Regions from separate parts of the Homo sapiens genome. Here region 1 is linked to region 2. Evidence: chromatin loops called from intact Hi-C (ENCODE). Cell type or tissue: ovary. All regions are shown on one strand. Links, peaks and the distances in the headings refer to the core of each region. The heading gives the core; the rest is flanking DNA.

Evidence for each region. Hi-C counts contacts between places; a loop is a spot of excess contacts. Peaks named below come from ENCODE experiments on the same cell type or tissue, not always from the same donor. Only the 100,000 strongest peaks of a DNase experiment are listed, where the experiment ranks them.
Region 1: it touches region 2 in a loop (5-fold over the local background); 1 of 110 quality-filtered maps calls a loop at or near these places.

What each region holds. Positions count from the first base shown.
Region 1 is chrX:47,374,904-47,390,035 of GRCh38, reverse strand. All of the region lies in intron 1 of ZNF157 (zinc finger protein 157), which reads right to left. SNORA11C (small nucleolar RNA, H/ACA box 11C) reads right to left here and starts at 1,386; the gene lies at 1,260-1,386. It also overlaps the pseudogene LOC100419232. RefSeq lists an enhancer at 8,401-8,900. In ovary, for the core only: no CTCF peak of the experiment used is centred there; a DNase peak (open chromatin) is centred at 9,565.
Region 2 is chrX:46,955,536-46,970,667 of GRCh38, reverse strand. All of the region lies in intron 1 of JADE3 (jade family PHD finger 3), which reads right to left. Among named protein-coding and RNA genes, the nearest start is that of JADE3, 51 kb to the right of the region's middle. RefSeq lists an enhancer at 6,850-7,029. In ovary, for the core only: no CTCF peak of the experiment used is centred there; no DNase peak of the experiment used is centred there.

The DNA of each region.
Region 1 (15,132 bases), core at 8,524-11,023, 420 kb before region 2:
ACAGGAAGGGAAGATAGACTGAAGATTCAAGAGGATGGTAAAGATGAAAATACGTGGAATGCAAATTCTACTCAGTGGTAGCGAGACAAGTACAGTACAATATGCAATAACCACTGCTTCCTTTTATTTTTCTTTGAGACAGGGTCTCGCTCTGTTGCCCAGGCTGGAATGCAGTGGCATGATCTTGGGTCACTGCAGCCCCAACCTTCTGGACTCAAGCAATACTCTCACCTCAACCTCCCAAGTAGCTGGTACTACAGGCATGTGCCACTACACCCAGATAATTTTTGTATTTTTAGTAGAGACGGGGTTTTGCCAAGTTGGCCAGGCTGGTCTCAAACTCCTGACCTCAAGTGATCCACCCACCTCGGCCTCCCAAAGTGCTGGGATTACAGGCATGAGCCACTGTGCCCGCCCTTCATCCTGTAGTTTTTAAAATCTTACTTAAAAACTGAATGAGACCAAGGAGAGAGACTGGGGAACATAGGGAGACCTCCTATCTACAAGAAATTAAAAAATTAGCCAGGCATGGCGACGTGCGCCTGTAGTCTCAGCTAGTCGAGAGGCTGAGGTGGGAAGATCTGCTTGAGCTTGGGAGATTGAGGCTGCAGTGAGCTGTGATCAGGCCACTGCACTTGAGCCTGACCAGCAGAGCAAGACTCTGTCTTGGAAAAAAAAAAAAAAATTAATGGCTCCCAGCTACTTGGAAGGCTGAGGCAGGAGAATCGCTAGAACCCAGGAGTCAGAGGTCACAGTGAACTGAGATCTGCCATTGCACTCCAGCCTGGGCGACAGAGCAAGACTCTGTCTCAAAAAAAAGAAAAAAGAAAAAAAATTAATGAAAAAATCTTTTCAAATGACAAATAGCCACAGAAGACCTGTAATATCACTTATGACAAGGTTGTAATTGAAAATATTGTTTCCGGCCGGGTGTGGTGGTTCACACCTGTACTCCCAGCACTTTGGGAGGCCAAGGGCGGATGGATCACTTGAGGTCAGGAGTTCGAGACCAGCCCAGCCAACATGGTAAAACCCTGTCTCTACTAAAAATACAAAAATTAGCCAGGCGTGGTGGTGCTACTCGAGAGGCTGAGGCAAGAGAATTGCTTGAACCTGGGAGGTAGAGGTTTCAGTGAGCTGAGATCGCACCACTGCACTCCAGGCTGGACAAAAGAGGGAGACTCCATCTCAAAAAAAAGAAAAGAAAATATTGTTTCCATCATCCGTATGAAGATTTAACAAAAGATTTCTTTTTTTCACATGTGGGGCATTTGTTCATAGAGAGGTCACAAGTTTTGTGCCCCCCGTCACAATGACCCCAGATTCCTATTGGGTGTGTTGTAAACAGAAGAAGCATTCTTCAGGCCCCCTGCTCTGAGCACACCCCAGAGGATTTCTTGACACTCAAGTATTAGGAACTGCTGCATGCAGTGGCTCACACCTGTAATCCCACCAACTCAGGAGGCTGAGGCAGGAGGAGTGCTTGAGGCCAGGAGTTCGAGACTAGCCTGGACAACATAATGAGACTCTGTCTCTACAAAAATAAAAATTAAAAAATTAGCCAGGCATGTTGGTGTGCGCCTGTGGTCCCAGCTATTCGGGAGACTCAGGTGGAAGACTCTGACTCAAAAAAAAAAAACAAAAAAACACATAGCCAGGCACAGTGGCTCAGGCCTGGAATCCCAGCACTTTGGGAGGCTGAGGCGGGAGGATGACTTGAGCTCAGGAGTTCAGGACCAGCCAGGGCAACATAGACCTCATCTCTACTAAAAATCAAAAAAATTAGCTGGGCGTGATGACAAGCACCTGTAGTCACTGCTACTCAGGAGGCTTAGGTGGGAGGATCACTTGAGTGCAGTAGTTCGAGGCTGCAATGAGCTATGATTGTGCCACTGCACTCCAGCCTGGGAGATGAAGCAAGACCCTGTCTCTAAGAAAATAATAATAATAAAGTAATAAAAAAATTTAAGTATCAGGAACTCTCCACTATAAAGGAATTACTGATTTCTCTGTAGAAGCATTGTAATTCTCTAAGAAAATAATAATAAAGTAATAAAAAAATTTAAATATCAGGAACTCTCCACTATAAATGAATTATTGATTTCTCCGTAGAAGCATTGTAATTCTTTTTTTTTTTTTTTTTTTTTTTGAGACAGAGTCTTGCTCTGTCACCCAGGCTGGAGTGCAGTGGCACAATCTCAGCCTCCTGTGTTCAGGTGATTCTCCTGCCTCAGCCTTCCAAGTAGCTGGGATTACAGGTATGTGCCACCATGCCTGGCTAGTTTTTGTATTTTTAGTAGAGATGGGGGTTTCACTACATTGGCCAGGCTGGTCTCGAACTCCTGAGAACACCTCAGCCTCCCAAAGTGCTGGGATTACAAGTGTGAGCCACCGCGCCCGACTGAGGCATTGTAATTCTTGATTGCAGCTCCTGCTCTGCTGTGTCTTCCTAGAATATACAGATTAAGCAAGACTTCAGGACCAGGCATGGTGGCTTATGCCTGTAATCCCAGCACTTTGGGAGGCTGGGATGGGCGGATCACTTGAGCTCAGGAGTTCAAGACCACCCTGACCAACATGGTGAAACCCCATCTACTAAAACTACAAAAATCAGGCTGGGCATGGTGGCTCATGCCTGTAATCCCAACACTTTGGGAGGCTGAGGCAGGTGGATCACCTGAGGTCGGGAGTTCGAGACTAGCCTGACCAACATGGAGAAACCCCGTCTCTACTAAAAATACAAAACTAGCCGGGCATGGTGGTGCATGCCTGTAATCCCAGGCTACTCGGGAGGCTGAGGCAGGAGAATCACTTGAATCCGGGAGGCGGAGGTTGCAGTGAGCTGAGATCGTGCCACTGCACTCCAGCCTGGGCAACAAGAGCGAAACTCTGACTCAAAAAAAAAAAAAAATTAGCAGGGCATGGTGGTGCACGCCTGTAGTCCCAGCTACTTGGGACGCTGATGGACGAAATCGCTTGAAGAGAGGTTTCAGTGAGCCAAGATCACACCACTGCACTCCAGCCTGGGCAACAGAGTGAGACTCCATCTCAAAAAAAACAAAAACAAAAAAAAGACTGCAAAGTTTTCTTGTTCAGTAGGCTCAGTAGGATTGCTGACAGGCATGCCTACTTTCTAAAACTTGTATTGATATTTTCTTCTTTTTTTTCTTCCTTTTATTCTAATACGTATTTATTTATACTTAGAAGCATCCTAAAATACACAGGAAACAAAGGCAACAAGCAAATAAATAACAAATAAATAAAGGGCAAATTGGGAGCCGGGTGGCGTGGCTCATGCCTATAATCCCAGCACTTTGGGAGGCTGAAATGGGCAGATCACTTGAGGTCCAGAGTTCAAGACCAGCCCGGCCAACATGGTGAAACTCCATCTCTACTAAAAATACAAAAATTAGCCGGGTGTGATGGTGCACGCCTCTGGTCCCAGCTACTTGGGAGGCTGAGGCAGGAGAATTGCTTGAACCTGGGAGGCAAAGGTTGCAGCAAGCCGAGATCGCACCACTGCACTCCAACCTGACGACAGAGCAAGACTCCATCTCAAAAAAAAACAAAAAAAGTCACATACTGTATACTTTCATTTATATAACACTCGTGAAATGACAACATTCTAGAGATAGAGAACAGATTAGTGTCGGGGTTAGGAACCTCGAGGGGATAGATGGCAGGAACAAGGGTAGCAGGTGTGGTTGTGAAAGGGCAGCAGGAGACATCCTGGGGTTGTGTCAATGGCCACATCCTGGTTGTGATATTGTGCTATTGTTCTGGAAGGTGTTACCATTGGAAGAAACTGGATAAAGCGCACATACGATCTCTCTGTATTATTCCTATAATTGCATGGGAATCGATACTGATCTCAAAATCAAAGTTTAATTTTTAAAAATGCATAGCTCACCTAGGATGGTTGTATAACTGCTTTAGACTGTGGCTATGCAGAAGTAACCAGAGAGCGTCGAGAACAAGGTCAGGTAGGAAGGAATCTCCTGGACACAGAAGAGAACAAGCAAGAACATGGTGGTGGGAGCCACGCTGCCTGGGTTCAAATCTTGGCTCTGACTCACACTCGTGCTATTACTCTGGCTAAGTTACTACCTTCCTCTGAGCCTCAGTCTTGTCATCTGTGAAATTTGGGTGAATTCATACGTGGAATCATGGCCGGGTGCAGTGGCTCACACCTGTAATCCCAGCACTTTGGGAGGCCGAGGCAGGTGGATCACCTGAGGTCAGGAGTTTGAGACCAGCCTGGCCAACATGGTGAAATCCTGTCTCTACCAAAAATACAAAAATTAGCTGGGCGTAGTGGCACGCACCTGTAATCCCAGCTACTCAGGAGGCTGAAGCAGGAGAACGGCTTGAACCCGGGAGGCAGAGGTTGCAGTGAGCCAAGATCGTGCCACTGCAGTCCAGCCTAGGCAACATGAGCAAGACTCTGTCTCAAACACACACACACACACACACACACACACACACACACACGGAATCGCTTAGGGCAGCACTGATACAGAGCTAGCACTCAAGAGTTTGTTATTCTTTCTATCATTTCACCTAGGAAGGGTGTGCTCAACTGGAAATGCTAGGTGGACTGGACTTAGAGTAACACCGTAAAATCCATCATGTGAATATTTAGCTCATGGGAATTTCTCTCTTCATGCTCTGGGGTAACTAATATATATTCTATATACTTACTTGTATGACTATTCAGATCTGCTTCAGTAATCATTATTCCAATTTATATGATGAGAAGAATATAAATTTGTAAATACTTAAATACTATTATTTAATTAAATCTTCAAAGAGTTATGAGAGGCAAAGAAGGAACCTTCTCAACTGAATAACACTAAAGTGATGACACGTAAATGCTAAACATAATCCTAAATTGGATCCTTTTGCTATAATGGACGCCATTGGGACATCCAAACACGATGCAGTCCATTCGCCTTGGAACTGCCATCCACAAACCAAGCATCTTTTTGTTGGTCAGTTGAGAGCTGGAGCATTGTCCAGTCGATGACAGAACCGACCAGCTCCTCCTCCATCAGTCCCGGCGGAAAGGAGTCTACCTGGTTGTGAAAACCGCTAATTCCGCACTCCCCTGGCAGCATATTCTTGTACGAACCATTTCCATGTAATTATGGAACTACTCTGGGCACTGCACTCCCTATTGGAGCGTTACACCATCACCCAAGACATCATGGATATTTTAGGTTTCAAAATTATTTTATGTCCTTCAATCATAAGGGCACTTTCAATTAATGTCTAATCCAAGCTCAACTGGAAATTCTCTAGTCCAAAGTCCCAGGTTACCACTAGGAGGCGCTCTTAGGCTTTTGCCATAAGCGCCGGTCTCTGCTCCACAAAGGGCTATTGTACAGGTAATCTGTCTGTGCGGCACCCCAGGTTCTATTGTATACTTCGTGGGCTTCGGCAATCTTACTGGTTCCCGTTTAGCATGTTCAAGTAATACTGGTTGAAGGGTGAATTTACAATACTAGAGAGGGGAAACATTCCACAGTCAGATACAATTTCAATCTCCATAATACATTGAGGTAAAAGAGATGCAACCATTTCAAATAAAGCCTGTTCAAATCTACAAATTTTCCAAACTTCCACCTTAATCCCATCAACCCTTACATTCCTCCATTGGGATTTCATCAACAGGTTTGAGTGTCACAATACTAGTTAAGGGAAGTGTTCCCTGTCAGTCATAATATCCATTCCCATAAAACATTCAGCTAAAACCTGTTTATTTTTATTTTTTAAAAAAAACTTATTTATTTATTTGAGACTTTGTCTCGCTCTGTCACCTAGACTGGAGTGCAGTGGCGCGATCTCGGCTCACTGCAGCCTCCTGAGAAGCTGGGAGTACAGGCACATGTCACCACACCCAGCTAATTTTTTTTTTTTTTAATTTTCAGTAGAGACAGGGTTTCACCATGTTAGCCAGGCTGGTCTCAAACTCCTGACCTCAAGTGATCCACCCGCCTCGGCCTCCCAAAGTGGTGGGATTACAGGGGTGAGCAACCGCACCCAGCCACAAAGCCTGTTTAAACACATTCCAATTTTCACCCAAATGTACACCTTAATCCTATCAACTGTTACATTTCTATATTCTCCCAGTCTAGTTGTAGCCCATGTTACAGCTTCACTAATGGATTTTGGTACCTCCGTGTATGAGGCTTCCATATAAAGGGGTCCCAGAAAGTTCTCTTTTCCTCCCATTTTACCCAGAAACTTCTCTTCACCACCCATTTCATGTGCACAAAGCTTTGGGTCCCCATCCCGGGGTGGAGCCAAAGAACCTTTGCCCTTGGTCTTTTTTTTTTTTTTTTTTTTTTTCTGAGACAGAGTGCAGTGGTGCGATCATGGCTTACTGCAGGCTTGACCTCCCCAGCTCAAGTGATCCTCCCACCTCAGCTTCACAAGCAGCTGGAATTACAGGCGTGCACCACCATGCTCAGCTAATTTTTTTTATTTATTATTTTTTTTTTGTAGAGATGGGATTTCGCTATGTTGCCCAGGCTGGTTTTGAATTCCTGGGCTCAAACGATCCACCTGTCTCAGCCTCCCAAAGTGCTGGAATTACAGGTGTGAGCCACCAAACAAAGCCCAGCCATCCCATTTCTTTTTTTTTTTTTTTTTTTTTTTTTTTGAGACTGAGTCCCTCTCTGTCACCCAGGCTGGAGTGCAGTGGTGCGATCTCAGCTCACTGCAACCTGTGACTCCCGGGTTCAAGCAATTCTCCTGCCTCAGCCTCCCAAGCAGCTGGGACTACAGGTGCCCGCCACCACGCCTGGCTAATTTTTTTGTATTTTTTAGTAGAGATGGGGTTTCACCATATTGGCCAGGCTGGTCTCAAACTCCTGACCTTGTGATCCGCCCACCTCGGCCTCCCAAAGTGCTGGGATTACAGGCATAAGCCACTGCGCCCGGCCATCCCATTTCTTAATAGCCACTGAGAGATTTCCACTTTGCTGGTAGACTTGACCCTTCCCTAGGCTTCTCCCCATTTTCACGTTAACTTAATGTTTTCATTAGCAGCTGTGGGATCCCTGAAGGGAAGCTGAGGCAGCAAATTCAATGAGGCTTTTGGGTCTATTGCTGTATTTTGCAGCTGTAAGTTTACATGGGGTGCCTATGCAAAAAGACCCCTTAACCATAGCTGAATATGGCCTGGGTAATGGGCATATTCAGTGGGTGAATATCATAGGCACCATAAAGCCAGTCCCACATGGCCTGCATATGAAGCCTATCAGCTGCTTCATCAGGGGTGCTCCTCTTGGCATATGTTACACAGTCCTATACTTAGGGTTGTGAAGGAAAATAAATCTCAGGACTCCAAAATCATTAAGCCAAAGGGTGTTAGGCAAACCTGCTTCACATTTTATTCCCAAATAAGATAGCTACAAAGATTAAAAAAAAAAAAAAGGCTACATGCCTCCCTCGCAATTTGCCCACAAGAAAAGACCTTGTGGGCCTCAAGACCTTTACCTTAAGATGTTCTGGGCTGGGTGCGGTGGCTCATGCCTGTAATCCCAGCACTTTGGGAGGCCGAGGTGGGCGGATCACGAGGTCAGGAGTCCGAGACAAGCCTGTAATCCCAGCTACTCGCAGGCTGAGGCAGGAGAATCGCTTGAACCCGGGAGGCAGAGGTTGCAGTGAGCTGAGATCACGCCACTGCACTCCAGCCTGGGCAACAGAGCGAGACTGCGTCTCAAAAAAAAAAAAAAAAAAAAAAAAAGTTCTGTTGAATTTCACCCTGGCAACGTAAATTGATAGCTTATCTTCACAGGTGCAGGATGACAAAGGACAGACAGAACTCAATGTCCTCCCTCTGCTCACCTGAGACAAATGGGTATCTGATTGCTTCCTCTGCCCTGTTGTTTCATTAGGCAGACTATTCTATCCCCTCTCACATGTAAATTATGTATTCAGTGAAAAGCTGATCAAAGACCCAAGAGAATGCAACCTTTTGTCTCTTATCTACCTGTTACCTGGAAGCCCCCACTTCAAGTTGTCCCGCCTTTCCGAACCGAATCAGTGGACATCTAACACATACCTTGGGCACCTGTTCTCAGTATCTCCTGAGTGCTGGTTTGGAATAAGTCTCTTCAAATATTTTACAGAATTTGACTCTTTCCGCTGACAGGGTAAACACACTTTACAGTGGCTTTGAGCAAGTCTGGCATGCTAGGTCTTCCCTCATGAATAACTTCTTGTGTTTTTGTGTGTCTGGCTCAAGTACAGCCATCTGTGATTGGTCACTATGAGCTGTGGGTCCTGCATCAACCCAGACATGCTCTTCCACTCTACAGCATTCAAAATCAAACATACTACCCCTATCATTTAGCTACTCTCACAATCCATTTCAGTAAAGGATTTTCTGGCACTATTAAGTGATTATAGTAAAGTCACAGGATACAGGCTTAATAAAAGTCAATTGTTTTCCTATATACCCGAAATGAACAATTGATATTTAAAATTAAAAACATAATACCATTTACGTTAGCACCAAAAAGATAAAATATACATAAACCTAACAAAATATGTAGAAGACATACATGAGGAAAATCAAACAAAATTTGACATGAAATATATCAGAATATATAAGTAAACAGAGAGATATTGCATGTTTATTGACAGAAATGTTAGAGTAATTAGGTAGTTAGGTAGTTAGACATGAGCAGAGCAGGAGAGCACCCCCCCTCAAACCCCACCAGGAGGTGATGGTCAGGCAGTTGTTAAAACTGTCTCTCTAAAATAATAATTGCTCCCTGCTCCTCCTCCTGCTCCTCTTCCTCCTGCTGCTCCTCCTCCTGCTGCTTCTCCTCCTCCTGCTCTTTCTCCTTCTGCTCTTCCTCCTTCTCTTTCTCCTCCTCCTCCTGCTCCTCCTCCTCCTGCTCTTTCTCCTTCTGCTCTTCCTCCTTCTCTTTCTCCTCCTCCTCCTGCTCCTCCTCCTCCTGCTCTTCCTCCTTCTCTTTCTCCTCCTCCTGCTCCTCCTCCTCCTGCTCCTCTTCCTCCTCCTCCTCCTTCTCTTTCTCCTCCTCCTCCTGCTCCTCCTTTTCTTTCTCCTGCTCCTCCTGTTCCTCCTCCTTCTCTTTCTCCTCCTCCTGCTCCTCCTTCTCTTTCTCCTCCTCCTGCTCCTCCTTCTCTTTCTCCTCCTCCTGCTCCTCTTCCTCCTCTTTCTCCTCCTCCTTTCTCTCCTGCTCATCCTCCTCCTCCTGCTTCTCCTGTTCCTCCTAAAAAAAAAAGAAAAATAATAATAAAAAAGAAAAATAATAATAATAAATAAAAATAATAATTGGTTGCAGCTGGCGCCAGGGAAAGGCAGTCTCTCAACAGATACCAAAAAACCTGAAACTGGTGATCAGCAGCTTCCCAATAAGATCTCAGGAGTTGGGCCAGTGGGCTCAAGACATGTGCACTACGATGCAAAATGGCCGAGTTTAACTGGTATATAACCTTCCTTTAGGAACACTCCGCTGGTAAGGGAAAAACTCCTCAAGTGAGCATGCGTAGAACTTCAGTAACCACAATGCGCATGCGGCCCCTTCTCAAGCGCTGACAAGCCACAGCACATGCGGACAGCCCACCCCAAGGTAAGAATCAAAGGAGGGGTAATATAGACCCAGGAAGCATAAAACCCCAAGTCAAAGTCAAACCGCACATTTGATCTCTGAAGTCGCCTGCTTGGCCCTCTTCCAAGTGTAGTTTGCTTCCTTTCATCCTTGCTCTAAAGCTTTTTAATAAACTTTCACTACTGCTCTAAAACTTGCCCTGGTCTCTCACTCTGTCTTATGCCCCTCAAATTCTTTTTTCTGAGGAGGCAAGAATTGAGGTTGCTGCAGACCCGTATGGATTCTCTGCTGCTAAAGGGAAGACTCAATACTGTTAACATGTCAATTGTCCCCACCTTGATCAGGAGATTCAACATAATCCCAATCAAATTCCCACCAAATTATTTTGTGGCTATCAACAAACTGATTCTAAAGTTTATATGGAAAGGCAAAAATCCAAAGTAGTCAACATAGTACTAAACAAGAACAAAGTCAGAGGACTGAGACCACCCAACTTCATGACTTACTATAAAACTAGACTAATCAAGACAGAGGTATTGGTGAAAGAATAGGCAAATAGATCAATGGAATAGAATAGAGAACCTAGAAATATATATACACACAAAAACAGCCAACTGATCATTGACAAAGGAGCAAAAGAAATTCGGTGAAGAAATAAGTCTTTTCAACAAATGGTGCTGGAACAACTGGACATCCATATGCAAAAAAAAAAAAAAAAAAAGCATCTAGACACAGTCCTTATATGTTTCACAAAAATTAACTCAAAACTGGGAGGCCAAGGCAGTGCATCACTTGAGGTCAAGAGTTCGATACCAGCCTGGCCAACATGGTGAAACCCCATCTCTACTAAAAATACAAAAATTAGTCGGTTGTGGTGGTGTGCACCTGTAGTCCCATCTGCTCCAGGGGCTGAGGCAGAATTGCTTGAACCCAGGAGGCAGAGGTTGCAGTGAGCCGAGATCGCACCACCGCACTCCAGCCTGGGTGACAAAGGCTGGAGTGCAGACCCTGTCTCAAAAAAAAAAAAAAAAATTAACTCAAAATGGATTATAGATCTCTATGTAAAATGAAAAACTATAAAATTTCTATAAGATAACAAAGAAGAAAATCCAAGTAACCTTGGGTTTGGTGATGAGTTTTTAAATACAACACCAGCCAAGTGCAGTGGCTCATGCCTGTAATCACAGCACTTTAGGAGGCTGAGGTGGGTGGATCGCTTGAGCCCAGGCGTTCAAGACCAGCCTGGGCAACCTAGTGAGACCCCATCTCTATAAAAATATATATGTATATGAATACAACACCAAAAGTATGACCTGTGAAAGAAAAAAAAAACAGTACGTTGTGCATTATTAAAATTAGAAACTTCTCTTCTGTGAAAGACGCTGATGACAGAATAGACAAGCCACAGACTGGGAGAAAATATTTGCAAAACACTTATCTCATAAAGGACTTGTATTGAAACTACCGTTGTAAAATTATAATGAGAAAATTATTACAGTGAAAGAGATCCAACCTAAACCAACTCCGTCTTGCTTCTAACCTCCAAACTACCCTTGTTCATTCCTGGGCACAGACCAAACTAACTTTGAGAGGAACTTAGTTTTTTTTTTGAGACAGTCTGGCACCGTCGCCCAGGCTGGAGTGCAGTGGCACGATCTCGGCTCACTGCTACCTCCGCTTCCTGGGTTCAAGCGATTCTCCTGCCTCAGCCTCCCGAGTAGCTGAGATTACAGGTGCAGGCCACCACGCCCAGCTAATTTTTATAATTTTGTAGAGACGAGGTTTCACCATGTTGGCCAGGCTGGTCTCAAACTTCTGACCTCAGGTGATCTGCCTGCGTCGGCCTAAGTGCTGGGATTACAGGCATGAGCCACCGCGCCCAGCGTGAGAGGAACTTGGCTTATAGTTTAACGTTGAAACAAAGAGGATAACAGCCCTTTCCCAAAACAAACCCCCTTCCTGCCTGGGGATTAGACTGCCTTTGTAGGACTAAGAAATTAGCCACAAGATTAGAAGTAATGATTTAGGAGTCATGCAACTAGAGACTACAAAATTCTGACTCTAGCCAAATTGTTCCTGGGAATAACATCACAATTGTAAAACCTAAGATTAGTGCTTGAGATATTTTGCAGACTCTGCACTTAATTGATCAGTTGGGACCACCCAGATCCGTAAACTGGCTCGATCTGGTCTTGTGGCCCCCACCCAGGCACTGACTCAGCACAAGAGGACAGCTTCAACTCCTATGATTTGATCCATGACCTGACCAATCAGCACTTCTAACTCACTGGCCCCTACCCACCAAATTATCGTTAAAAACTCCGATCCCCAACTTTTCAGGGAGACTGATTTGAGTAATAATAAAAATTCCAGTCTCCCGTACAGCTGGCTCTGCGTGAATTATTCTTTCTCTAGTGCAGTTCCCCTGTCTTAATATCAGCTCTGTCTAGGCAGCGGGCAAGGGGAACCCATTGGGAGGTTACAGTATCCAAAACGTACAAAGAACTATTAAACTCAACAATAAGAAAACAAACTACTCAATTAAAAAGTGGGCAAAAGATCTGAAAAGATGACCTCATCAAAGACATTCAGATGGTAAATAAGCATATAAAAAGGTCCTCAACATCATGTCACTAGAGAATTGCAAATTAAAACAAGGAGATAGGATCACACACCTATTAGAATGTGGTTTTTTTTAAAAAAAAAAAAAAAAAGGCTGGGCATGGTGGCTCACACCTGTAATCCCAGCACTTTGGGAGGCTGAGGCGGGAGGATCATTTGAGGCCAGGAGTTCAAGACCAGCCTGGGCAACATGGTGAAACCCCATTTCTACTAAAAATACAAAAATTAGCCAGGCATGGTGGCACATGCTTGTAGTCCCAGCTACTCTTGGGAGGTTGAGGTGGGAGAATCACCTGAACCTGGGGAGGTTGAGGCTCCAGCGAGCTGTGATCATACCACTGCACTGTCTCAAAATAATTAATTAATTAATTAAAAAGCTGACAATACCAAATGCTGGTGTAACTGCCCAATGGCTTCACCTTGCCTGTTACCCAGACAGAGCAGATTTATTAAGACAGAGAAACTGCAATAGAGAAAGAGTAATTCACACAGAGTAATTCACAAAGACCCAGAGTTGTATTAATACTCAAATCAGTCTCCCCGAGCATTTGGGGATCAGAGTTTTTAAAGGATAATTTGGTGGGGTGGGGGGCAGGGGTAGGGGAGAGCCAGTGTAAGCCGGGAGTGCTGATTGGTCAGGTCAAAGATGAATCCGTAGGGAATGGAAGCTGTCTTCCTGTGCTGAGTCAGTTCCTGGGTGGGGGCCACAAGATCAGATGAGCCAATTTATCGATCTGGGTGTTGCCAGCTGATCCATTAGGTCCAGGGTCTGCAAAATATCTCAAGCACTGATCTTAGGAGCAGTTTAGAGAGGGTCAGAATCTTGTAGTCTCCGGCTGCATGACTCCTAAACCATAATTTCTATCTGGTGGCTAACTTGTTATTCCTACAAAGGCAATCTAGTCCCCAGGCAAGCAGGGGATTTGCCTTGGGAAAAGCCTGTTAACATCTTTGTTTTAAACTACAAACTAAGTTCCTCCCTAAGTTAGTTCAGCCTATGCTCGGGAATGAACAAGGACAGCTCGGAGGTTTGAAGAAAGATGGGGTTGATCAGATTAGATCTCTTTCACTGTCTCAGTTACAATTTTGCAATGGTGGTTTCATTGGTGAAGATGAGGAGTAACAGTAATACTCATTCATTGCTGGTGGGAATGCAAAATGGTGAAAAACTTGGGAAGACAGTTGGGAAGTTTCTCTGTTTTTTTTTGAGACGGAGTTTCACTCTTGTTGCCCAAGCTGGAGTACAATGACGCGATCGTGGCTCACTTCAACCTCTGCCTCTCAGGTTCAAGCCATTCTCCTGCCTCAGCCTCTCAAGTAGCTGGGATTACAGATACCTGCCACCACACCCAGCTAATTTTTTGTATTTATAGTAGAGACGGGATTTCACCATGTTGGCCAGGCTGGTCTCGAACTCCTGACTTCAGGTGATCCACCTGCCTCAGCCTCCCAAAGTGCTGGGATTATAGGTGTGAGCCATTACGCCCTGCCTGGGCAGTTTCTTATAAAGTTTATAAAGCTTATATGACATAGCAATTATGCTCCTAGTTATTTAGCCAATTGAGTTCAAAACATGTTCACACAAAAATCCGCACATGAATGTTCATAGTAGCTTTTTTCATCATTGCTAAAACCTACAAACAATGAAAGTGCCCTTCGGTAGGTGAAGGAATAAGCAAACTGTGGTACTTCCAATTCATGGAACTATCAAACCACAAAAAAACATGGAGGAACCTTAAATACAAATTGCTAAGTGAAAGAAGCCAGTTTGAAAAGACTACATACTGCATGATTCCAACTACATGACATTTTAGAAAAGGCAAAACTAGACCTGGCATAATAGCTCACATCTGTAAATCCCAGCACTTTGGGAGGCTGAGGTGGGCAAATTGCTTGAGCCCAAGAGTTCAAGACCACACTGGGCAACATGGTAAAACCGTGTCTCTATAAAAAATACTGAAAATTAGCCAGACATGGTGGCATGTGCCTGTGGTCCTAACTACCCAGGAGGCTGAGATGGGAGGATCACCTGAGCCTGGGAGGTAGAGGCTGCAGTGAGCAGTGATCACACCATGGCACTCCTGCCTGGGCAACAGAGTGAGGCACAGTGTCAAAAAAAAAAAAAAGGCAAAACTACAAAGACAGTAAAAAATGAGTGGTTGATAGAGGTTCGGGCAGAGGGAAAGGCAGGATGAATCGCTGAAGCACAGGTGAAACGGAATGAAACTGTATGAAGCTGCACTGGTGGATATATGTCATGATCTATTTGCCAAAACCCCTATGTACAACACAAAGCAGTGAGCCTTACTATAAACTGTAGGCTAAAATTAATAGTAATATATCACTATCAGTTCATTAATTTTTACAAATGTACCACACTAATGCAAGATGTGAATAATAGGGAAAACTGCACCAGTTGTGGGGGGGGTTGAGGAGGTGACAGCATATGGAATTATAGGTACTATCTTAACTTTTCTGTACCTCTAAAACTGTATTAAAAATGATTATCAGCCAGGCACCATGGCTCATGCCTATAATCCCAGCACTTTGGGAGGCCGAGGTGGGTGGATCACAAGGTCAGGAGTTCAAGGCCAGCCTGGCCAACATGGTGAAACCCTGTCTCTACTAAAAATACAAAAATTAGCCAGGCATGGTGGTGCACACCTGTAATCCCAGCTACTCGGGAGGCTGAGGCAGGAGAATTACTTGAACCCGGGAGGCAGAGGTTGCAGTGAGCCAAGATCGTGCCACTGCACTCCAGCCTGGGTGACAGAGCAAGACTCTGTCTGAAAAAAAAAAAAAAAAAAAAAAAAAAAAAAAAAAAAGATTGTCAGCCGGGCTCAGGGCTCACGCCTGTAATCCCAGAACTTTGGGAGGCTGAGGTCAGGAGCTTGAGACCAACCTGGCCAACATGGTGAAA
Region 2 (15,132 bases), core at 4,630-7,129:
AAATCCACTGCACACCAACTTTTAATACTGTGCTAACAGAGGGCAGGCACTGTACTGGCCACCAGAAAGAGGACAGACAAGGAAAAAACTGAGAAACCAAGTCCTTTGGCTCCCACAGAGCCAGGGTCACAGGACCAGGTGCACCAAACACTGTGGCTTGGGTGATCACAGCCTAAAACTGTTAACCAATGATGTGTGACAAACCAATTAGAGGGGGGTTTGAGTTAATCCCAAGATCAATCAAATAGGATATGGGTGTGACATGAAGGAGGGTTACTGTTAAACCCTCACCTCTGGTCAGATCAATGCCCATGGCAAAGGAGCAGTCAGACATGGAAGTTAACATACAAGTCAGTACTGACTTTGAAGGCAACAAAAAATGAGGGAAAATGAAATGGCAACAAATTTCCCTGGGGAGAAATCAAAGGGTCTGGTAGATAAATGCCAATACATGTTAAATCCCAAAAAAATGTATTTGGCCTCCCCAGCAGAGGTTCTCAACCCCCATTACACATGGGAATCATATGGAGAACTTACAAAAATCCCAATGTCCAAATTGCACCCATTACCAATTAAGTCAGAATCTCTCTTTTGGAAGAACCAGTTTTTAGATGGATTGCTTTTTCTGTTTTTCTGTTTTTGATTACATTGACTTTTGTTCTTTTATTATTTCCTTCCTTCACTTACTTTGGGTTTATCTTGCTCTTCTTTTTCTAGTTAAAGTGGGAGCTTAGATTATTCATTTGAGGCCTTTCATCTTTTCCTCATATAAGCATTCAGTGCTCTAAATTTCCTTCTTAGCACTCATTTAAGTTACGCCCCACAAGTTTTTCTTTTTGAGATGGAGTTTCGCTCTTGTCACCCAGGCTGGAGTGCAGTGGAGCGATCTTGGCTCACTGCAACCTCTGCCTCCCGGGTTCGAGCAATTCTTGTGCCTCAGCCTCCTGAGTAGCTGGGTGCCTGCCACCACACTCACCTAATTTTTGTATTTTAAGTAGAGACAGGGTTTCGCCATGTTGGCCAGGCTGGTCTTGAACTCCTGACCTCAGGTGATCTGTCCGCCTTGGCCTCCCAAAGTGCTGGGATTACAGGCGTGAGCCACTGCGCCCTGCCACGAGTTTTGATATGGTATATTTTCATCTACATTCAGGCATTCAAGCCACTGTACTGATGAGAAGTGTGACGCTTAGTTTCCAAGTGTTTGGAGAACTTCTTGTAGTCTTTCTGTTTTGTTTTGTTTTTTTCCTTTTTTGAGACAGAGTCTCACTCTGTTGCCCAGGCTGGAGTGCAGTGGCACGATCTCAGCTCACTGCAACCTCCGCCTCCTGGGTTAAAGCAATTCTCGTGCCTCAGCCTCCTGAGCAGCTGGGATTACAGGCATGTGCCACCACGCCCGGCTGATTTTTGTATTTTTAGTAGAGAGGGGATTTCACCATGTTGGCCAGGCTGGTCTCGAACTCCTGACCTTAAGTGATCTGTCCGCCTTGGCCTCCCAAAGTGCTAGGATTAGAGGCGTGAGCCACCACACCCAGCCGTCTTTCTGTTTTTGATTTCTACTTTGATTCTATTATGGTCTGAGAATATACTCTATATGATTTCACTTCTTTTCCATTTGTTGAGGTTTGTTTTATGACCTGGGATGTAGTCAACCTTGGTGAATGTTGCTTGTGCACTTGAAAAGTAAGTATATTATGCTGTTGTTGGGTGAAGCATTCTATAAATGTCAATTAAATCTGGTTGACTGGTGGTGTTATTTCTTCTATATCTTTGCTGATTTTCTGTCTACTGGTTCTATCAATTACTGAAAGAGGGGTATTAACATTCTCAAGCATAATTGTGGGTTTGGGTTTGTCTATTTCTCAATTCAGGTCTGTTGGGTTTTGCTTTGTGTTCTTTGAAGCTCTGTTATGTGGTGCATACACATTTAAAATTGCTATGCCTTCTTGGTGGATCGACCCTTTGTATCATTCTTTTAGTCCCTGGTAATTTTCTTTGCTGTGATATCTAATTATCTGATATTAGTATAGCCACTCCAGTTTTCTTTTGATTGGTGTTTGCATGATATTTTTTTTCCATCCATTTACTTTTTATTTTGAGATACGGTCTTGCTCTGTCACACAGGCTGGAGTGCAGTGGCACAATCGTAGCTCACCATAACCTCCAATTCCTGGGCTCAAGCAATCCTCCTGCCTCAGCCTCCCAGGTAGCTAGGACTACAGGTGTGCACTACTGTGCCTGGTTAATTTTCCATTTACCTTTAAACTCACTGTATCATTACTTTGAATTGGAATAGACTGAAATGTGTCTACTCCATCCTGTCTGGAATGGGAAGTTTGCTCTCTGCACTATTTTTGCAACTCCTGTCTAAATTTATTATCTCAAAATCTCTTAACTCAAAATAAAAAATTAACTCAAAATTTAAAAATTAACTATTAAAAAAGCAAGTATATGATAAAAAGAGCAGTTTATTAATGTTCCTACATATCTGGAAAGTATTAATTTGAGAAAGAGAAAGAATCAACCTATCATTTTGTGAGATTTTCACTTACTGTACTCTTCCAGAGTGAGGAAACAAACAGGCTAAGAAACGGGTAAAACTTACAAGCCTGGGGATAATTGGGAGGCTGACCCCCTATCTGTGGGCCCAGAAGAAAGCAAGTCACTTTGTAACAAGGAAGTATATCTATTTTTCCTCAAAAGATAAATATTCACCACACCTGGTATTCCTGGTTTTGCCTTGGGAGCGGGGAGCTGTTTTCTCAGTCCTTGCATTTTCTAGTCTCCCTGCCTGGATTTTAGTCATTTCACTACTTATTAGCATTCTGAAAGGTTAACAGAATTTAAAATGTGTAACTCGAGAAGAAATAAAAGGCTAATCAGTTAGTTACAACACTTGTTAGTTCTGTAAAAGCAATGATGAGTGAGAAAGCTGGAAAGTACTGACTAAAATATGGCTTTCTGAGAATTAGTTGAGTTCAGTCATTTTTGCTGTTCATGCTCCAGTAGCCGCCCCAGGAAGCCAGATTTGGAAACAGTACCTGAGTCATTTGAGACAAAACAACAAGTTACCCCTGAATTGTTTTAAATGTTAACGAAAGAGATCACTAAAAGATCTAAGTCATGGATGGAACCTAATTACCTCCCCTTGGCCCTAGAAAACCAAAAACATCCAGATAGGAATATGAAACACAGAAGAAAGCAGGTTTTTCCTTTCTATTCATTTCTCCTATTATCTTAGCCCTATTTTAATTATTCTGAGTTAACGCCATTTTACAAAAATGGACAGATAAAAAATTAAACTCAAAATTTTGAAACAAAGACTCTTTGTTGCTGTGTGTGGAAAGTGACCATCTTGTCAAAAAAATACCTGTGAGCCTACAGCATGATTGATTGTTCAATGTGATGAAACTTTCCTGGACCCTAAGCCTCAATATTTTGTTATCTGAAAATCTGCAGTTTAATTTCATCCTTCAAGATCAAAGGCAAATAAATTAACTTGGTCTAGTGATTCCACAAATCTCTAGAGAGCTGCCAGGCAAGGCAGATCCACAGAATAACTCATTAACTTATAATGCTTAAAGCAACTTTGGGAAAACTGTTAGGAATTGAACACAGGCTAAAACTCCTGAAGGCACTCACCAATGTATCTTTCTACACAGTTGACCAGAAAACAGCTAAGCTCTGCTTGACTACTCCAGTGACCAGGAGCTCACTATCTAACAAGCAATTTATTCTAATGTCTAGACAGCTCTAAACATATGGATGATTTTCTATGAACAGAAAAAATCTGCCTTTTAACTTCCAAATTCTGCCTTTATGCTGGATTTCTTTCTGTTAACAGGTTCCAACCTCTCTACCTTTATTCCCAAACCATCTCTTGACCCTACTTCATTTTTCTCTAGCTAATATCCACTTTCTTTCTTTCTTTGCCTTCTCTTGCAAACTCCTCAAAAAGTAGTTTACAGTCTGTAACTCCTTCCTTACTCTCAATCTCTCCTTAATTGCTTCTATCTCACCAGAATTCTTGGAAAAATGTGCATACTTCCCAACCCTCATCTTTAAGTATCTGTATGCTGCATTTGACACGCTGATCACTCTGGCCTTCTTGAAACTACTCCTTTGGCTTCCAGAAGCTTTTTTCAAGTTCCCTGTGTTGCTAACACTTTTTTTCTTCCTCTAACCATCTTGTAGGTGATGGTGGTTCCCTGAAGTGCCCTACCCACATGCTTATGGCTCCCAAAACAAGGTCCTCTGGTCCAGAGCTGGAGATAGAAAGGAAAGGCGAAAGAGACAGGAAGGTAGGAGGGAAAAGCAAAGCAAAGAAGGAAGGAAGAAAGAATAGGAAAGATACATCAACAAAAAGAAAAAAGTCCTGACAACCAGATACATCAAGCTGGAAGACGATCAACACTGAGGAAACTATGTTCTGTTTTCCACTAGTTCTTCCTACCTTCTAACTGGTCTCAGTTGGCACCTTCCTCTATGCCATCACAAAATCTAGAAAAATCTCTGAACTCTTTCCTATATCTTACCCTGGAACATCCAATCAATTATTAAGCCCTGTCAGTTAACCTCTAAAATAATCTTCCAAATCAATGTTCCTTTCCCATCTCAGCTGTCATTTTCTTAGTTTAGGACCTATCTATTTCCTCAAACCTAGAATGCAAGAGCAGTTTCCTAACTGGCTTTAAAAGTCCTAATCTTGTTGTCCCCAAATTTACCCTCCACCCAACTGCCAGAGACCTATCTAAAACACAAATTGGATCATGTGCCTCCACGGTCAAGAGATTTCAATGGCTGTCCTTTGCTCCTAGGATCTTTATTAAGGTCCTCATCAAGGCCAACACAGCCCTCCACAATCAAGCCATGTCTACTTCTGCAGCTTTATCCCTCACCACATTCTGCCCCAGTTTTATGCTCAAACAATGCTGAACCTCTGCAGTTCCTACCTCTAGGCTTTATACCATCCCTTCTCCCAGGAGGACCCTCTTCTTGCTTCCTCACTTTTAAAACATATAAACTAATTCTTATAAGGCTCAGCAAACAGGAGCCTTATCCTTATAAGGCACAGCAAATCTCTTCTAGGATGCCTCCCCTACTATGACTCACCCACACTTTGACAATCAACAGCAGTATGCTCTCAGAGTGGCCTGTGTATAGTACCATCACTAACTTAAAGTATTTTTAACCACTAATATTATCAAATCTCCGAGAATGAGTTCCTACCAGGTATGGACTGGACTTTAAAAATTTTGTAATGGATGTTATTCTTCCTTTATCTCTTTGAAAATCTTCCAGATTTAGACAGTGAGCCAATAATACATTTGTCCCTGGTCCTAAGTCTCTCTCTGCTCTCCTGCCTGCCACTCTGAACAGAAGCAACATCTTTTTACTGTCTCTGTTCATGGGCAATCTCTGACTTCACAGTCAGGGATCATTTCCTCCATTCACTGAATGTTTTAATCCCATTATCTACAGAAATACAATTCCCAGCCATCTCTACCTTTTTCTGGACCTAAGAGTCCAGAATGTCCATAACTATAGGCCTGTAACTAATAATCCTCACTTATTGTCTGATCTGTTTCTGGTCCAGAGATTTATACTTTCTTGACCACAGATATGTCTAATTTTTTACTTTATTATCACTTTTAAAGAAAGGAGATATGAATTTAAAGTATGAAATCAGAGCCATCTTGACGAGAAGCCCTCAAGTTTAAATTTTATGACTATTACACAACCTTTTAGATCGGGGTCAGCAAACTACAGCCCATGGGCCAAATCTAGCATACTGCTTATTTTTAGTATGGCCTGGAGGCTAAGAATGGTTTTTACATTTTTAAATGGTTGAAAACAATTTAAAAAATATTTTGTGACATATAAAAATTATGTGAAATTCATATTTCAGTGTCCATAAACTTTTATTGGAACACACCCATGACCATTCACTTATGCTGTTCCAGTTACTGACTGTTGTGCAACAAACAACTGCAAAATTTAGTGGCATAAAACCACCACCACTTTATCACTTCATGAATTTTGTGGGTCAGGAATTCAGATAGGCACAGCAGTGATGACTTTTTTCTACTCCACAATGTATGGGACCTCAGTTGGGAAGATTCAAACAGCTGGATCATCTGGAGACGTCTTCACTCATCTGGCATCTTTGACTGGGATGGCTGGGCTTAGCAGAGACTACCTCCAGAGTGCCTATCTAAGGCCTCTCTGGCATAGGTGGCTTCTCAATAGTCAAACTTCTTACATGGCAGCTCAGGAGTCCTAGTATGAGTGTTCCAATGAACAAGGCAGATTGCCTTTTATGATTTAGCCTCAGAAGTCTCATACTCTATTGTATTGAAGTAGTCACAAGCTCACCCAGATTTAAGTGGAAGGAGGCACAGATCCTACCTCCCGAGGAGAAGAGAATAAAAAAATTTGCAGCTGTGTTTTAAACCTTCATTTATGGGTTTCACATCATTTTATTGCAAGGATCCAGGATTAATGACTGATTTAAAATGTGATACACATCCAGGTCTCAGAGCATCCAAGCTTCAAAACAATTTAGCTTCACAAGAGGACCATCATCAGGGTCATGACATGTGAACAATTTTAATACTTTCCTATTTGCTTCTGGTCAGTCTTTAATTCCAAACACATAGAACACATGTGTTTTTAAGTGTTATAGGAGTAGACTGGTGCCTTAAAAAAGAGTAATTTGTATCTGTGTGATAGATAGCAAAAATGGCCCCAATTCTTTATCCATGCCCTTTCCTTATGGATGCTCCTTGAATCTGGACTGGCTTTGTGGCTTGCTTAGGGCAATCGAGTACAGTATGAGGTGATGGTGTGCCAGTTCAGAGCCTAGGCCTCAAGAGGCCTTGCTGCTTCTATTCACTCTTAGAAACCTGACCAACTACCATGAGAACAAGTCTGGGCTAGCCTGCTGCAGGATGAGAGATGCATAGCTCTGTGCTCCTACCTCCTACCACTGCCCCAGTTGACAGCCGTTGGACTTCAAAAGCAGAGCTCCCTGCTGACCTGTAGTTGACCATAGGCATAAGGGGAGACCAGCTGAGAACAGCAGAACTGCTCAGCTGAACCCAGCCCAAATGACTGACCCATAGAATGAACTAAGTAATTACTATTTTAAGCCACTAACTTTTGAAGTGGTCGTTATACAGCAATAGTTAACTGACAGAATTTGAAACACAGCTTTTAATGATTAACTGTAGAGTGGAAATTTCATCACAAACCTCAGTCGTACTACACTAAATCACTTTGGGTACTAATTTTCCAAAGTAGGCATTACTGCTGGGATCCACAGAGGAAGGCACTGTAGCTAATGCCAAGATCACAGATGGGTCAAGCACTTGACCCAAAAGAAGTACATAACAGCAGCCATACGAGTAGCAAATGTCACTCTATCTGGAAGTTTCTAATCCTGTCTGATGCCAAGGCAGCCATAAGGTACCTCCCCTGTCCAGAGATAAGCGTGGCACCTGCAACCAGTGGTTAACTATTTAACTGGAATGTCAGAGTAACACATCAGAGCACCCCTATAATCCCAGCACTTTGGGAGGCCGAGGCGGGTGGACCACAAGGTCAGGAGTTCGAGACCAGCCTGGCCAACATGGTGAAACCCCGTCTCTACTAACAATACAAAAATTAGCTGGGCGTGGCGGCAGGCACGCATAATCCCAGCTACTTGGGAGGCTTAGGCAGGAGAATCGTTTGAACCTGGGAGGCAGAGGTTGCAGTGAGCGGAGACTGAGCCAGTGCACTTCAGCCTGGGAGACAGGGCAAGACTCTTTCTCCAAAAAAAAAAAAAAAAATTAGTTTATATTAGGTTGAACCATATGAAACTGCCATTGTTGCAAGTCAAAATGTTTGCATATCAGCAATTTCATAGGGTTCAATCTAATACTGCAGGATTTGGCTCATGAACAAAAATAAGCAAAAAATAAAAGCTTCCTTCCTTTGCTTCTCTTAGTCTCCAAAGCCCTCACATATTCTAGAGAAGTTTAATTCCTATGAACTTTTAAGGACATATATTAAGAAATACATAAAGCCTCGCTTATAAATACATTTTTTTTTCTCAATTCAAAACACCTAGTTTCCTTTAGGAGTTGTATTCCACTTACCAGACTTAAGGTAATTAGCCTGTGGGTCCCCAGTGGAGTATTAGGTCTCTCTACCTACATCTCAAATTTCTAGATCAGATCTGAGCACCCTCTTTTCATGTGCCATTTGTACACGGCGAACCAGGATTCCAGAATGTTGTTTAACACAAGAGGAGGTTGTTGACAAAAAAGTATTCTGATTATTACTATCAGTGTGTGCTTGGTGTCAGTGGGGGGAGGATATATTTGATTTTATTCTAGTTTCTGCTTTTTCTGCCCCAGAGTTGCAACCAGATGGCTAGACTATCATCTCTGGGTCTCTTGTCAGTCAGAGCAGGAGAAGCCTAAGAGGCAGGATTCCTACCCCTGCATATGTGACTAGAGTGGTGAGGCAGTTTTCCTCCATCTTCCTGGGCAGCCACAACAAGACCCTGTGAGGAGGCGCAGGTGCTTCGAATAACTGGCACTCTCCCAGGCCACAGCCGAAGCCACATGCTCAGAACAGAGGCTCAATTTTAATCCTTCTGAGACACCATTTCAGGGATTGGCCAATATACAAACATGTAATCAATGTAATGCTTTTGTGTGCTCGTGTGGGTCTTGAGCTTGTGAATTTTTTGCATTAACGGTTTTAGAATTTTCTGCCTAGAAATTTTTAGAATTACCCAAGTATAAACGCAGTCTTTTTTATGGTAAATGTTATTTCATGAGAAACACTGCATACATAATTTCAGCTTCAATGGTCAGAAGATCCTGTGCTTTCAAGCTTACTGTTAGAAATGCAAAACAGGGACACCAAAACTCCATCATCCCACCTCAGTTCCCTCAGTACAGGATGTTTCCCTCCTTCAAAGGTTTTTTATAAGATCTTTCGTCCAGTGTATTTTACATAACCAGCTTTCTCTATTTCCCAAAGAAAATTATTGCACAGTCTAATTAAGTTTTCCCTTAGGAAACACCACTCCTGACACACAAAGGAAGACAAAACAATGGTGGCAGACTGTGGAAACAGAAATATTTCATTTTTACCAGCTGAAAAACTATAAAAATTAAAACTACCCCTAAGCTATTAATATGCAACGATTTGAAATATCAGCAATTCACAGGAGACTGGTAAAAAGTCCTTTGTTCATTTACTGTTTTTATCAAGTTCTGAATTCAGAACCCCACATAACTACTTTGACAACTGATAGCATCACAACCACCTAAAAACAAGTTCAGAGCGTTCCGTTGTAGACAGTATAAATGATGCTTGTTTTTGCATGATCTGTCTCAGAAGTACAGCCAAGGAGGAACTAAGTCTCACATGTTCACTCTCACAGGGCCCATCAAAGAACTCAATAAAGATCTGATGAAGGAACTTAGGCTGGAATTTGGAAAATGTGGATAACACCAATTTCTAGTCCATTATCATATTATTTTTATTATAATGGCTTTGTAGTAAGTTTTAATTTGATAAAGCAAACTCCCCTCACAAATTTTCCTGCTTCTGGGGCATTTATTCTTTCCAAAATGCAAACCTGATTATGATACTTGATGTAAAACCCTTCTGTTGCTTCCCAGTGCTCACAGACTCCCTTTTAGGCCCCTGCAGAACTGCGGTTTAGTAGAGTGGAGAGTGCGAGTTTAGGGTGAAATCTGACTGCTCAACAGGAGAGTCACTGCCACCATCAGAGAACCTCTCTCTCTGACCTGGTTCCTTACCAGGCTCACTCTCTCCTTTAAATATGCATTGAACAAATAATGGTTTTTGCAAGGGTGCTGTGTAAGGGGTTCCCAAGATCACCCCTAGGTTCAGTGATTCACAAGGAAGACTCACAGGATTCGGCATATAATCATACTCATGGCTATGATTTATTACACTGTAAGGATACAAAGCAAAATTAGCAAAGGGAAAAGGCTCATGGGATGCAGTGCAGGGGAGACAAGGCACAAGCTTCTAAGAGTCCTCTCCTAGTGCATACACAGAACACAATTTCCCTAGCAACAAGTTGTGATGATACATGTGAAATGTTGTCTACTAGGGAAGCCCACTAGAGACTCTGCCCCAGGGTTTTTATTGGTGACTGGTCACATAGGCACCCTCTGACTGGTACAGACCAAAATTTTAGACTTCAAGAAATAAAGCAGGTATTCAGCATAAACCATATTACTTGTATAAACAATTCCGGCACAATGAGCCACCCTTATCCGTTCTGGGAAGGTCAAGAACCATCCCCAAAATAAAGTTCTTATTCGCCAGCCCAGAGTCAACCTTGTAAGCAGGCCTTTTCAAAGTCAGGTCTGCTATGATAACATTTTTTTTTTTTTTGTTGCACAGATGCCAATCATTAGCTTGGCTGGGCACCTACACATTCTGCCCAGACCTGGATGGGGTAAACAAAACTGTGACAGTACTCTGAGCAGGGGACTAAGGGAACAGGAATAGAGGAACACCCATCCTTTTCCAGTGGCTTGAAAGAAGGGGCAATGAGGACTGCTTCTTGGGAGAGGCAATGCCTGAGCCCAGTTTGAACATGATAGATATTGTGGTGTCCATAGATTTAAATGCTAACCAGGTAAGTGAGCTTGGTAAATTAATGAGACTAAGCTGTATCTCAGAAAGTGAGTTACCCATATGGACCAGGGCTATTAATCACTTTGATTCCCTGCTTTAAACTTTGTATGGCTTCTAAATCTCCTGCAAAGCATGCAGCTCTGTCAGAGGTGGTGCCAACCTAATTTTCCAGTCCTACCTGTGATACTCTGCCCCTTCAGTCTCTGTGGTCCCAACATCCGGTATTCTTTTCAGTGCCTGGAGTATGTTCCTTTCTACCTCCAATACTATCCTACCCCCTACTCTGGACTGCTCATCATCACCCTATCCTACTTCACATGGCTATCTCCTAGTCATGTCAGATTTCAATCCAAACAACATTTCCTCAGGATAGCCTTCTGTCCCCTACCCCAGAGTAGGTAGGGACCCATGTCATTTGCTTCCCAGCACCAAGTAACTTCTCCTTTATCACTGTGGGCACATTAAAGTCCATTTCCTTACACATTGACACTTCAAGAGGGCAGAGACTATGCCTGTGTTGTTCACTGTGATAACCACAGAGCCTAACACGGTGCCTGGTACATACTGGGCACTCATCAAACATATGAATGAAGAATGAATCAGGGCTCACTCCCCTTCCCCAACACTACACACCTCCTGTGTCTAAGGCACATGGCCTAAGCTAGGTCGACAAGTCAGCCAAGTGTTTTGACAGAGGTATTGGGAAAGAGGCACTGCATTGCTACAGATACAGTCTGCCTGAGAGTGAAACTAAATCACAGGAACACACAGGTGAGAAAAGGAGATTTGGGGCTGCAATAACAGCCTGGATGTTGCCATTCCTAAAGTCAGCAGCCTGTGGACTTCATTTACCAGTAAACCCTCTTTCTGTTACTTAGGCTAATTTAAGTCAGGACTCTGAGATGTATAACTAAGAATCCTTATAGAAAAATAGTAACTGGAATTAGGCACGTGGTTGGTCCTAAAGAACAAGAGAAAGACTACCAGGAAGCCTAACTTGTGATGTCCCAAGCTACTGGCCTAGGGAGTCCTTACAGTTCCTTAAATTATAAAAAGGGTTGGTTATTGTTCAGGGAGAAAAGATGCCCTGGCTGGGAAGTAGAGCACAAGCATCCTGGCTGGTCATTATCCTAAAAACTACTTTATTTGTGGAAACTCAAACCAGATCTCCCAATAGGCTACAGAGAGACAAAAATCTCCCTTATTTTCAATGGGGGTAGATATAATTATTGCAAATAAAAAGCTTGAATATCACTTCAAACTAGATTCTAAACCACATTAATAAAGCATTGGCTGGATAAGCACTTGAAAAAGAAAACAGTCACTAGCAGCCAGCATAGGCTCTCTAAGAACATGACACACCCAACTTACTTTAGGCTCTTTTCTGTTCCAGTCACTCATTTATTGAGAAAATTGTTTATAGGTACAGTAATACGTGGAGGCAGCTGACAGGATTTTCCTGCTGATAGATTAAAAAAAATGCAGGCTGCAGGCAGGTAATCCTGAAGGTAGGAGTCTTCTGGTGGGACACAGAGCTATGCCCTTGGCCCTATCTTGATCAAAACTTTGATGAGTAACATAGATGAATTTAGGGTTATTGACCCTAAGAGGGATAACATTCATCAAAGAAAAGAGGAGAATTCAAAAGCAAATATTATAAGCAAAAACAGGATGAAATTTAACTAGAACATATGTAAAGTCACTGCAATTAAATTGTTTCCCAAATACAGGATGATAGCAGTTTCAGCTTTTGATGTCAGTAAACACCACAGTTTAGTGATGCAGCTACTAAACTCGGGCTGAATTCAGAAACATAATGTCTACCTCAGTTGGACAACAACTGGACAACCATGTTCCAATCTGAGTACCATTAATGGTGACCAATGAAAGTGCATCCAGAGAGGGGAACCAAGACTAGAAAAAGTTTGGGGATCATATCACATAAATGACCATTGAAAGGGTGAGAGATGGTGTAGCCGCCTGGGAAAGCAAAGACAGAATCCTATAAAACTGAAAATATCCAAACCCTATGACCCAGCAATCCTATTTCTAAACATATATCTGGAGAAACTCTCACAAATTTGCACAATGATCAACATAGAACTGTTTATAAAAGCAAAATTCAGAAAGTAGTTAGGTTTCCATCAATAGAACGGCTAGACAGAATAAGGTTCATTCATACTCTGGAATACTTTGCAGCAGTTAAAAACAATGAAGTGGGTCTATAATCAATCAGGATAGACTAAGTTTGCCAAGGTAACAAAAGGAACCTAAAATCTGAGTGGCTTAACACAACCAAAGTCTGTTTATTCCGTATGCTACATATTTAAAGTGAGTTGGTAGGAGAGCTTATTGTAGTTATTCTTGACCTAAGCTGTCAGAAGCTCCATCTCTACCGGCCAGGGGAATGGAATGTGGCAAATCTCATATTAGCTCTTAAAATTTCCATTTGGAAGTGCATTCATTACTTTTACTGACATTTCAATGACCAAAGCAAGTCACAGGGCCACGCCTAACCTCAAAAGGGACAGGAACTACAATCCTACCACATGCCCAAATGGCAGACAGCCAAAAACATCATGTGACATATAATAATACATACTATGCAAAGATTAATAGAAAACATATGAAAAGATCTAAGATATTTTGCTGTGTAGAAAAAACAGACACATTCATAATACCACCATTTATGTAAATTAAAACATAGATCCAAAACAAATCTATATATCGTTTATATCTATCTATCTATCTATCTATCTATCTATCTATCTATCTATCTAATCTATCTGAAACTGAGGAGGGAGGAGGATGACATTAGAAGAGGTGACCAAAGGAGAAATAAGCATTTCTGTAATGTTTTAGTCCCTTTATTTAAAAATGGTGGCTCATGCCTATAATCCCGGCACTTTGGGAGGCTGAGGCAGGTGGACTGCTTGAGCTCAGGAGTTTGAGATCAGCCTTGGCAACATGGAGAAACCTCATTTCTACCAAAAATTAAAAAAAAATTAGCTGGAAGTGGTGGTGCACATCTGTGGTCCCAGCTACTCAGGAGGCTGAGGTGGGAGGCTCACTGGAGCCCGGGAGGCAGAGGTTTCAGTGAGCCGAGATCATGCCACTGCACTCCAGCCTGGGCAACAGAGACCCTGAGAAAGAAAAGAAAAGAAAAAAGAAAGGAAAGGGGAGGGGAGGGGAAGGGGAAGGGGAGAAAACAAAGGGGAAAAGGAAAAGGAAAGAAAAGAAAGAAAAAAAAGAAAAAAGGAAGGAAGGAAAGAAAGAAAGGAAAGGAAGGGAAGGAAGAAAGTAGCTGGGCATAGTGATGCACACCTGCAGTACCAGCTACTTGGGAGTCTGAGGTGGGAGGATCGCTTGAGCCCAGGAGTTCGAGGCTGCACTGAGCCATGATTGCGCGACCGCACTCCAGCCTGGCTGACAGAGTGAAACCCTGTCTCTAAAATAAACAAGCAAGAAAAAAAGAAAAAAAGATATTACAAAATCTTAATTGTTGATAATTCTGGCTGGTAGAGAATATGAGTATTTATCATATTATTCTTTGAATTTTTCCATTATATTAAAATCCTTGAAATAAGTTGTTACATGAATCAGAAATGTTTTAGCTTAAAAGGCCACGGGGGCCAAGCGCGGTGGCTCAGCCTGTAATCCCAGCACTTTGGGAGGCCGAGGCAGGTGGATCACTTGAGGTCACGAGTTCAAGGCCAGCCTGGCCAACATGGTGAAACCCCTTGTCTACTAAAAATACAAAAATTAGCCAGGTGTGGTGGTGTGTGCCTCTAATCCCAGCTACTTGGGAGGCTGAGGCAGGAGAATCACTTGAACCCGGGAGGCAGAGGTTTCAGTGAGCCAAGATGGCACCACTACACTCCAGCCTGGGCAACAGAGCGAGACTCTGTCTCAAACAAAACAAAACAAAACACACAAAAAAAGGCCACGGGTGGGAGAAAGGGGAATGGGAAGTAGGAAAATAGATAGCTTTAAATATTTTGGACAAAAGAGATTTGCTGTGTGTGACTATGGAGAGGAGAGCCAGGAATGATACTGACAGTTCCTGAAAGGCAGATTTTGGCTTGGGAATAAAGAACCACCAATCTGTTAAGGTTTTTGGTCTTATTTTTTTTAGTAGCCTCAAAACTGTATGGAGGAAAAATATGTATTCTTTGGGGTAAAAAATAATGTTGTCAAGAGTCAGACAACCACCTGTCTGACAAATACTGTGGCAAGGATTCCTGCACTGGGAAGGAATTTGGATTTGGTAATCTCCAAGTTCCCTACAATTCTCACGTTCCATCAACCTTGGACTGGAACCTCTCAGTTTCTAAATTCTAGTTCACAGGCTCTGGGAAATGCACCACAGTTATCCCAAGGAAAACTTCAAAAGATAATGCAACAGTCTGAACACAATACAAATCTGAATTGTGTTACCTGGGAATATTTCACAATCAA